Regions from separate parts of the Mus musculus genome. Here region 1 is linked to region 2. A link is a loop called in an ENCODE intact Hi-C map of the cell type or tissue named here. Cell type or tissue: left cerebral cortex. All regions are shown on one strand. Each heading gives the region's core, and the rest is flanking DNA. Links, peaks and the distances in the headings are about the cores only.

What was found. Peaks named below come from ENCODE experiments on the same cell type or tissue, not always from the same donor. Only the 100,000 strongest peaks of a DNase experiment are listed, where the experiment ranks them.
Region 1: a loop joins it to region 2, with 3 times the contacts of the local background. A loop is called at or near these places in 6 of 42 quality-filtered maps.

The regions. Positions count from the first base shown.
Region 1 is chrX:169,966,343-169,972,020 of GRCm38, reverse strand. All of the region lies in intron 3 of Mid1 (midline 1), which reads right to left. Among named protein-coding and RNA genes, the nearest start is that of G530011O06Rik, 9.7 kb to the left of the region's middle. In left cerebral cortex, for the core only: no CTCF peak of the experiment used is centred there; a DNase peak (open chromatin) is centred at 2,486.
Region 2 is chrX:169,808,357-169,814,034 of GRCm38, reverse strand. It overlaps a transcript of Mid1 not described here. Among named protein-coding and RNA genes, the nearest start is that of Mid1, 68 kb to the left of the region's middle. In left cerebral cortex, for the core only: no CTCF peak of the experiment used is centred there; a DNase peak (open chromatin) is centred at 2,558.

The sequences.
Region 1 (5,678 bases), core at 451-5,450, 160 kb before region 2:
TCATCTCTCCAGAGCTGCTCCTTAGCTATCTTTCCCTCATGCATGCCTTTCATTTTTCCAGAAGACACACACACACACACACACACACACACACTCTCTCTCTCTCTCTCTCTCTCTCTCTCTCTCTTTCTTTCTTTCTTCTTTTTTTTTTGGTTGTTTTTTTCGGAACAGGGTTTCTCTGTATAGCCCTGGATGTCCTTTGTAGATCAGGCTGGCCTCGAACTCAGAAATCCACCTGCCTCTGCCTCCCAAGTGCTGGGATTAAAGGCGTGCGCCCCCACCGCCCGGCATCCTTTTTCTTTAATGCTTCCTGCTCCCTTTTTTATATACCAGGGCATGATATCCTCTTTGGTTCAAATAGCTTTTATGACTCTGATGGCTCCTTCCTCAGTCAATTATCACAAAATAACTTGGAATTCCTTTTTAAAAAGTATTCTTTGAGAATATTAATAATTAGGATAAATGTAATAGTAGATACTGTTCCTGCCATTTTTCTACTCATAAATAATTACCTAGTACTTACTTAGAATACACTTACTTCCACTCCAAAGGATTTACAAAGCAGCAGGTAAATAGATACTCTTAAATTTTGTTAAGAATTACTTCTAATGGTATGTACGACTGTTTTTAAAATGGCCACAATTAATTGAGTAATTTTTTTTTTAATGAGTATCTTAACTAGAACAATATCTGATCCCTGGAAATAAATAATCTGGTGGTAAGTTTCTTGAATTTATTTCCCATCTGAAAATTACTATACATGATAGGATATAATTTTACATCACATTACAATGAATAATATTTTGTAAATTCCAGTCATACTAAAATTGCATTAGGAACATGGCATTAGTTCTGAAAACATTACCAGCCATAATGCAAACCAGACACTAATGCTTTGAGAAGTAACTTGCTGAAATGGGATGAAATAATCACGCGATACATAAACCATTTATAGGATTTACCTTAAAGCACAGGTGATTTGTTTTTACTGAAGAGAAATAATTCTTTCTTATTATTCCAAACATCAAGTGCCATCGCATCATAAAAATAAAATATGGCACGTGAACATTCTATTTTTCATCCTTTTATTCATATTCGCTTTGCTATGAAATAACGAAAACATCATGCATCTTCACTATTATTTCCCATATTGTTTAATCAACAAGGTACAAACAAATGCAGTTTCAGTAGATGAGAAAGGTCAAGGTTCTGCAACTTGCAGTCGCCTTCACGTTGCATGCTGCGCCTGAGCAGCATAAAAGACAGAAGTATCATTTAGTGCCAAAAGGAAAGGGTCTGAGGCATGAACCCGAGAGCCAATCCTTTCAACTTCCATTCTCTAACTTTTCTTTCTCCATATACCATATTCATCAGCACTTAAGTGACCAACAGTTAAAACGGATGGTTTAGGCAAGGAAAAACACCTCTCTTGTTAGTCCTAAATACTGCAGAAATTTAGAGCTTGAAAAATTGGCCAACAGACTTACTTCTCAGTAACCAGTTTTAAATTTCCAATCATGAAGAGGGTAAAATCACAACCTTTATGAACACAAAATATTTTAAACCTTACACGAAATCTCCAATATTTACATAAAAGAGAAGCTTTTAAGCTGAGTGTATTTGAAAGCTTAGCTTTATTGTGCTGGGGAATGTACCATCATCAACACCATTGAATGACATAAAATAAGCTGATAGTCCCAAATCCTTTTTTATTAGATATTTTCTTCATTTACATTTCAAATGCTATCCCGAAAGTCCCCCCTACCTTCCCCCACCCCCCGCCCTGCTCCCCGAACCTCCCAAATACTGGAATTTTTAAAGACAGTACTTCTGAAATCTATAGGACAAGTTCAAGTCCTGGCTACTCATTAAATTCCATAAGCTTTCAGGCAAATCGTACCCCCTTTCCTCTCTGTGTGTCTTCATTTCTGTGGACTGGTTGAGATGTGTGCATGTGGAAGCCTAAGGACAACCTTGTTGTCATCTCTCAGACACCATCCCACCATCTACCTTTTTTTCTTTGGTGGTCAGGGTTTCTCATTGGCCTGGAACTTATCAAGTATGCTAGCCTAAACGGTCAGTGAGGGCCTACCTGCTCTCCTTGGCGCAGAGATTACAAGCATGAACCACCCTGACTTGTGATTTGTTTTAGAAACTTAGGTTCTAGGGATCAAACTTGGGTCCTCATGCTTGTAAGTCAAACCCTTTAATGCCTGGACAATTTCATTGGTCCCCACTTCTTTCTTCCTTCCTTAAGTTTCAAATGAGGAAAAAGGGGGAGAGATAGCTCAAATTAGGGATATATGAAGGAAAATATGGGAACCTAGTTAAAACAGAAGAAGCTTCCTAGAATGTATACATATATAAAGGCAATCTACATGGATTTGCCAAAAAGATTGGGGAGACAGAGTTTCAACTGGCCCTCTCTGCTCACCAAATTAAGCTTCAAGTACCAAAATTGGGTTATATCCAACTTAATTTTTGGCCAAAGGGGTCCCATGGGAATCCCCAAACATCCCAGGCTGCTCTCCACAAATTAACAACAAGGCTCCATTGCCGAAGGCAATACCTTCACAGTTCATTGAATATAGAGAAGGTTAGGTGGTGCCTACAGAGAGCCTTCACTCCTATGTTCTAGTATCTTTAATACAAGGAGACACTCTGCATACTACCAAAAAAAAATGTAAACCAACCCAACCGTAAACCCTTTGATGGTGTCCTGATTACAAGATATGGTAGGGCAGTGGTGGCACAAAGCTTGTGGGAGTAACCAATCAATATCTGATTTGATTTGAGGCCTGCTCTATGAAAGAGTATGCCTATCTAACAATACTTGTGTGACCAAGACCGGAGACTAGATAGTGCAAGGACCTAGGCCAAAACCAAATACTACTGCTCTAAAAAGAAAGTGTAGCGATATCACGATTCTGCTATACTCATAACTCAGTGCCTTGGTCAGCCATCATCAGAAAAGTTTCTTCCTGTAGCAGATGGGAAAGACTATAGAGACCTGCAGCCAGACATTGTACAGAGAGGGAGAATTCTTAGAACAAATATTCAACCCTAAATGAAATGTCTCTATCAAATACATCTTCTCGGGGCTCAGGGTATCCCCACAGGAGAGGAGGCAGAAAAAGTATTTGTAGCCAGAGGGCATGGAGAATACCAAGTAAAGGAGGTATCGTACATCAGTGGTTGTCCACCTTCCTAACACTGCAACCCTTTAATATAGCTCCTCGGGTTGTGCTGAGCCCTCAAACTTAAAAATTATTCCACTCTTATTTCATAACTGTTATTTTCTACTCTTATGAGTTGGAATGTAAATATCTAATATGCAAGATTTTTGATATCCTCCCAAAGAGGTCTTGACCTATGGGATGAAAAAAGCACTAATCGAAATCAGTATGATCGAAGCTCATATGAACTCACAGAGACTGAAGCAGCATGCACAGGGCCTCCTTCATCAGGTCCTCTGTGTAGATATAGTATGGAGTCCAGTTTAATATTTTTATGAGATTCCTGAGTGTATGATTCAGTGGGCATCTGATTTTTGTGCAATCTTTTGGGGGTCCTTTTCTTCTGTTTGTCTTGTCCAATGACATTTAAAAAGATTTTTAAAGTTCATTTTCTTCCCTGTAACACATTCACTAATCTAGGATATAAAAAATGTCTAAGTTACATTTTATGTACCAGTAGGAATGAAAACAAAAGCTAATTGAGGGTGATCCTAGCTAAGACTCCTAACAATTCAGAATATGTAGCCTGAATGGACTTCCAATGTCCATTAACCAGACTTCCAATGGAGAGATTGGAACACCAACCCAGTCACCACACCTTCTACATACAATTTACCCTGCCTATAAAATATGCAGGGATAAAGGTACAGCAGAAATTGAGGGAATGGTCAACCAATGGGAAGGGTTTAGCTTGAGATCCTTGCCGTGAGAGGGACTCCACACATGACACTGTTAATGACATTTGCTATACCTGCAGACAGAAACCTAGCATAAGTATCAACAGAGAGGCTTCACCCACAAACTAATGGAAACAGATGCAAAGGCCCACAGCCACACATTAGGTAGAGTTTGGAGAATTCTGTGGAAGAGTGGGAGGAAGGATTGTAAAGGGGGGGCGGTCAAGGACAATACAAGAAGACCTACATAATCAAATAACCCGGCCCTATAGAGTCTCGCAAAGGCTGAACTTCCAATCACAGAACATGCATGAGGCTGAACTAGGCCTTCAGCACATGTATAATAGTTGTGTAGCTTGGCCTTCCTATGGGACTCCTAATAGCAGAAACAGGGTCTCTCTCTGACTCCGTTGTCTGACTTTGGAACCCTTTGTCCTAACGGGGTTAAATAAGGTAAAGTCATAGAAATTTTATTCTTTTACGTTTGACTTATTTCACTTAGCATAATGTTTAAAAAAAAAACCAAATACATTTAGAATGATGGGAATATTTTGGATGTAGTGGTGAGTAAACATAGAATATTAAAAATGTACTGAATGCTGCTGAATAGTGGGAAAGTTGTAAAAATGATCAATTTTCACATATTCAGGTTTCATAATTCCTCTCATAAATCCCAGTCCTATATTGTCTCAGGAGTAATCTTCTCTGGTTCATTTCCCATGTTTTTATTTTTATTTTTCCTGTGTCCTTGACTGTGTAATAGACATGATGACTAATAGATTTCAAGATGCTAGGATTTCGGTGATATGTTTTAAATATATATTTTAATTAAAAGAGAATCACATCACTTTCCTCTACCTTTTTTTCTCTAGCCCCTCTCAGGTATCCTCCCTCAAGTTACTTCATGGTCCCCAGCTCTCAAGCGAATAGCCTCATTTTCTTTGATTATTATTGTATATCTACATATAAGTATGTATATGTATATATACAAATATGTAAATGCATTTTGATGAGTCTGAAAAAAGTAACCATATTGTCTTTCTAAACATGACTATTAGGGAGAGATGTGCTTGTAAGCATTCAAAGCTCTGGTTAGCTGATCGGTACCATGCACCTCTGTCCAGAATAATTTTCTTGAGATATTTTCTTACACTAAATAGATCTATTAACCCATCTATTAACCAACATAATAAATAACATACAGATAGATGGGTCTTCTGCTTCTGTTTCAAAATAAATGAACCAGGGTCTGAAATTCAATAACGAATTACATTTGAATCCCATTTTCAAAGACTTCACATTCTCATTGGAAAAGGTGGAACCAATATGCAAAATATTGCTTAAAAATTCATTCAAAGATTATTGATAAAATATTTTGGCTTGAAGAAAAGAGACATGATCTGGTACAGAAAGCAGAACAAGTATTCACAACTGAAGTGGCCCTCAACTTGTACCTGCTTTTATGGCAGCCCTAACAAACGTACAAAACACCTTCAAAATTGTGCTTTGGGGGCTGTTATTAGGAATGACAAACAATATTCAACCCAGAGGATAGGGATGCAGCACCCTTGGATGTAGAAGTCTCTAAACTTCTAGTTCTTTCCAGTTTCATCTATTGTATATGATTGACTTCTGACAAATATTTAATATTAATAAAGATTTTTCTTTTTAAAATGTGTATTTTTGTATTATTATTTGAGTTTGTGTGACATGTGTGGGTGTGCACTGTGAGGGTGCCTATGGAGGCCAGAGGAGGATGTCAGTT
Region 2 (5,678 bases), core at 249-5,248:
CTTTGAAACAATCAGTGGTCATTTCAAAACAGACTAAAACTCATGAGTTCATTGAAGGTTTTGGTCTCATTCTAAACATCCAGCTTGGTGTCTGTGGGTGCACTGACAGTAGCAGTTTGTTTCTGGAGCTGTGGTCAGGAGGCAGGAGGCAGCTACCCACTGACATATGGTGCAGGGTGATCCAAAACAGGACTTCTTTCCTGTGTATAATAGCAAATTTAGCAGCGCCCCTGGAGTGTGCCCAACTAGAGGCCAAATATTCCCTGGAGGCTAAATCATCTCCACCCCTTACTTATTTGAGAACCAGTGATAATTTCTTGAAACTTGTCATGTTTAGAAGCATAGACTTCAACATATTGATATAGCTTTTTCTGGTTGTTTCTTATTCCTTGGTGCTCTGATACATACCCTCTTATATGTGTGTTTCAAAATTCATCCTAGCAAGATGGACAATGATCAAGAGAACACAGTTTCCATTGAGCCATGATATCATCAGGCAGGCTGAGACATCAGCCAAGTTCAGCAAGGAACATTTAATAAGGAAGATCTTGTCACATTCTGATGTGATGATACTGGCTCAAATTCCTGAAGAATCAATAAGAAAGAGAGGACATGGGATAGCCTTTTAACACCCATATAATTTCAGGCTCAAATAAAATAAAATGGCTCCTGTCCCCCTTTTCAGAAATACTTACATTTAAATGTGCAGTTATGTCTTGACAAGCACATGGTTCCTAGGAGAGTATTCATGAAGTGGAAGCAGAAAGAGTGTAAAAGTCAGAGGACTAGAAAAAAATCTGTTGTAAGATAGTATTTTCTATATGCAACAGGAAAGGTGTACCTATGAAATCTCAACAATTATGCCATCTAAAAAAGACCTGCACAATAACAATAACTGTTGGCATCCCAGAAAAGATGCAGGAAATCTCCCAAGGCTCCCCTGATGGAAGAGCTCCAGGCAGCTAAGTGCTGCTGGGAGAGAAAGAATCAGTATCTTCAGGGACAAGACTCCTGGCACGTAATGCAATCCCATGTCTTAAGCCCTAAACATATACACATACAGGCAACAATAAAAACATTAAATGGACTCGGGTAGATGGGTTTGCACATACATACATGCACATATTTATATGTAACAATAATAATTCAGAAGAACCACCCCTCCATTCATCCTCCACAAAGACTGCAGCTGGGAGCATTGTCCTTTCTGCGTTTACCTGGAAGCTCACTTATTTCCCATGGTCCTGTCTTAATAGAAGTGGCTAGTCTTTCCCCATAGCAGTTACTTGAGTTTGCCCCTTCTTCTAGAAAAATGAAGTTGTACTTTCAGGTGCTGTCTGAAGTCCAGGGTTGACTGTCTGTGATGTAACATAACTTACCCGGACTAAATCCACAATTTTAGGCAGAAGGCTACAATTATGCTCCATGAGGATCTAAAGAAATAGCCTAAGTTTCTCCTTGTAGAAGTATGCAGGAAAACATTTTCATGCAGATTGGCGAAAGTACCTAGCTTAGTACTTTAATGGAGTTTTGCAGTAATACATATGAAAAATAAGTTTGGAGTGGTGAAATGGTTCATTGTGTGAAAGTGCCTGCCACCAAGCCTGATGACCTGAGTTCAATTCCTACCCACATAGCAGGAGGGAATAATTGACTACTGCAGCTTTTTCTCTAGTCTCCATGTACATACGCATCATGGCCGCCACACCCATGCATATGCAGAAATATACAATGAATACATACATACATACATACATACATACATAAATATAAAAAAGGAATTGAAAAAAGTCAAGTTATTCTCTGGTGTAGCAAAAAATGGTTATTCCCCCCCAAATTTAATGTAAGCATGGACTGTGAAAAATGCAAATAAAAACTAGAATTAAAGGAAATTTTAAAAAATCATTACATTTTGGACAGCGTGATTTTAAATGATAAAGGCCAAGTCTTATGCAAAAAGAAGAAAGCATTGAGGTATATTAAAGAACTAGAGTTGTCTTGCATGTATAGAGTGAGGGAAAAGTCAATATATTTGATTAATGATTTACAGAAAGTTAGGCGACCACTATTCAGGGTGAGGCCTGTGTGTGCAGTGCTACTGGCTTTGTAACATCAGCAGGAGAAACACATTCATCTGATTTTTTATGCTATTTTATTGTCACCTGTGAATAAATTTCTTTGAAATTCTGAAGACAAAGTCCCTTCTATTTTTTAAAAAGTCATTTCTTTTGCAAAGATAGCAAAAAATCAGTAGTTTGTAATCAAGGACATAATGAGAATATAATGTTAAGAGACTGCTTGTTTGAAAACATAAAACTCAAAAGAGGCAGACTACCAAGCTAGAAAGATAAATTAATATAACTTAACAGGCAAGAGGGAAAGCAAATATGTGTCTCCAAGCAGCAGCTGTTGATGCAAGCAAAGGTTAGAGCAACAAGGCTATTTTCTAACAGTGTGAATCCCATTAGTGATGAAGTGTTATTCCCTGCTTAGATCCGTATGTCTTAGTGAGAACAGATTTAGGATATACCTCCATTTGCAACTCAAGGCTGGTAACTAAAAACCACGGAGACGTGCAAAATCAGGGAAGCCATTCAAAAGGCATGCTGAGTTTCTTATAAGATGCTGACTCATACCCAACGGACAGTTGGTAAAATGTGCAAAATCCCTCCTTAACATTAACACGATGGGGAACTGGCCTTGTCTAGTTTCCCCACCATCCCTTGGGATCCCTATTGGCTGTCCAAACACAGTGATGCCATTCTGCACTAGGTAAATTAGTGATGGAACCCTTGGAAGATTTTGTTGGGGGGGGGATTAGAGTTTAAACTTCATTATATTTAAAGAAGACAAAGGAGAGAAAGAAAGGAGATGTGGCAGCACTTTAAAAATGGAAACATCTGGAAGTTACCAATGACCTACTTGTGTACACAATACCTGGGTGCCATACTAACTTTAGTAATTCAGTGAAGTGAACGTTGATAATTTATTACTATTTTATTACTAATATTATTCTTCATCTACAATAATCTGTAATCTGAAAGTTTGCATTTTTCTCACTATCAAGATCTGTCAAGCATGTCTCTGAATCTATAGTATATCATTGAGCAGAATCAAATAAATTTTAAAAAATGAAGTTAACTATCCACATAAAGAAAAGAAATCTCATGCAAGAGAAGCTTATACGTTGCATGGATTTTCAACATGGTTAAAACTATTTATTTTTCATTTGCCTAAGGAAGCCAAATGATCTCCATGAAATAATCTGCTAGAATGCCATATTTTTAATGATCTTTTAAGTTTAAAGGTATAAAGTTAAGTGTTGAAATTCAAAATTACTGAATTTGGGTTCATGGAATACATTCAAATAAGGAAAATACAGGATAACTATAATGCTCTCCATTTGACATAAGGAACAGTCCTATCTTATGGAAAAACTGTACCAGCTTGACAAGAATGAGGGAAAATTTTAAAAATCTACTGGAAAGCATTTGGTTGTTCAAATTAGCATTGAAGATGACTGTGGTTTAGAAACCTTTTTTTCTTTTCTTTTAATTGCAGGGACTAAACTATTTTGCCAACTCTCTTTGGGTAGCTCAATTTTCAACCTAGCTGACTGATCTGAAAATGAGCCGTCAAGAGTCCTACACTGAAATTATTTTTCTAAGAAGGATGTTTATTGTGGTATGTCTTCAAAATTTTTGGAGAATCTGTTTAGAAAGAATAGTCTTATTTCAATTGAATCTGGTGAACAGCTCTATTAGACAAAATGAAGATCACGCAAAAGGATCTTTTAAAATAATTTTGATCCCCCAGACATCACGACATCTACATTATCCTGCTTATTTTATCAGACATGCACACAGGTTGGGTCAAATTCTTTGATCATTTAACCACCATGAAAGTTAGTTGATAGTTATAAAAATTGTATGAAGAGATTACTATTTCTGCAATTAATGTTATACACTAAATGGGCCTGTCATGTGTTCAAGCCCTAACTTTCAATGTGACTATATTAGTGAAAGGAATTAAGTGGGGACATATAGGACGTACATAAGGGTGGGATACAAGTCTAGTGGTATTTGTGTCCTCATAAAAAGAGAAATGAGATAACTTGGTCTTGCTTTAAGGGGGCACATGGGAAAAAAGTCGAGGCAAGGACATGGACTTCTCAGAATCTAGACTGGCTGAAAGACGACATTTTTTGAGTCTATGGTATCTTGGTGTGGTAGCCCAACCTGGCTAATTTGCTGAATAAGACAATGTAGCAAGGACTATATCATCAATGCTTTGTTAGACATTGTCACTTTATCAGTGTTTTAGTAGCAAACAAGAAATTTGTTGGCATTCAAAAAGAGAAAGAATCCAAAAACTATGCTAGCTGCAGTTTTACATTTTAAATACCACTACTACTATTTCTTGTTAAACCTTTATGGTTTTTGGTATCCAAACAATTAAATATGATGCTTAGCTTTCAGAATATACATTCACAGGAAATTATTATTCACTGTGTTCATTGTATCTAAAGTGATATTTTTAGCTGTTCTGAAGGTAATATTTAACATATTCTTTTGTGACAGAAAAAGAAACTTGAAAACTCATAAAATAAAATAAGATATAGACAAAGAATTTTAAAGGTATTTTGAATGCCTCCTTCCTATACTATTTTCCTATTTTGAATCAGAAAAAGACCTCAAAATGGAGGGAAAAGGGAGAAGACCACAAAGTAAGCGCAGAAGGTCAATGGTTTCCCTTCCTGTCAAAATCAATATATAATGATTCGTTACTTCTTGTGCTTCGTGTCCACGGTCTATGAACAGGAATGGGACATATTCTAGTGGAAATCAGTAAAACAATCCCATTGCCAAAACATCTCTCAGAGAGCTGCCATAATGTAGTTTCGATAGACTAGTTTTTGCCTTTTCACCAAGACAAAAACCACATGATGTTAGTTTCCTTGGAGAAGATGCAAATGATGATTTTAAAACAATACACAGCGAAGTCCATAGCACAAGTGCTTTGTTCAGTAGGCACAATGACCCCTCTAGCAATCGGCTCACATTTTGAAATGGCTATAAAATTTTTCTTGTTTATATTTTATTTCTTCTACTTAATCTTGACATTTTAAAGCCACAGTTAGCTTAAATGTGTAGTTATGTCATTAGCAGATAAAAGTTTCCTTACGAATTTTTCAAATAAAAATACAGTTCGAGGAAAGAGAGTCAAGGGACCACTTAGTTGCAAGTGTGTGGTGGTTGTTACGAAGGCATCAAAGGAAAAGTCTGAGTCAAAATGGCCTCCCACCCCTCCCAATACCGGGGGGAGCTCTGCTTCCTTATGTTCTCTGATCCCCTAAGCAAGTCTAAATGCTTTTTTAATTTACTATTTTTTGATCCTGCAATGTGTCCATCAAGCTTATATAGGATGTACAATATCAGTAAATCTTACAACAAATCCAAATGCCAGCCTGCTGACAAAAATATTCATGACAGAAAAGCAGGATGAGCCCAGAAATATTAAACTGGGCGAACAAGAAAGGGAGAAAAGAAACTGAAAGATTAGAATCACCTAGCCTTCTTTCCCTTATTATTTCATTTTGTTTGCATTCACAAAACACTGCTATACTTAATTTTCTAAATCTTGTTAACCACTAGATGAATGTTAGATAAGCTTTACTC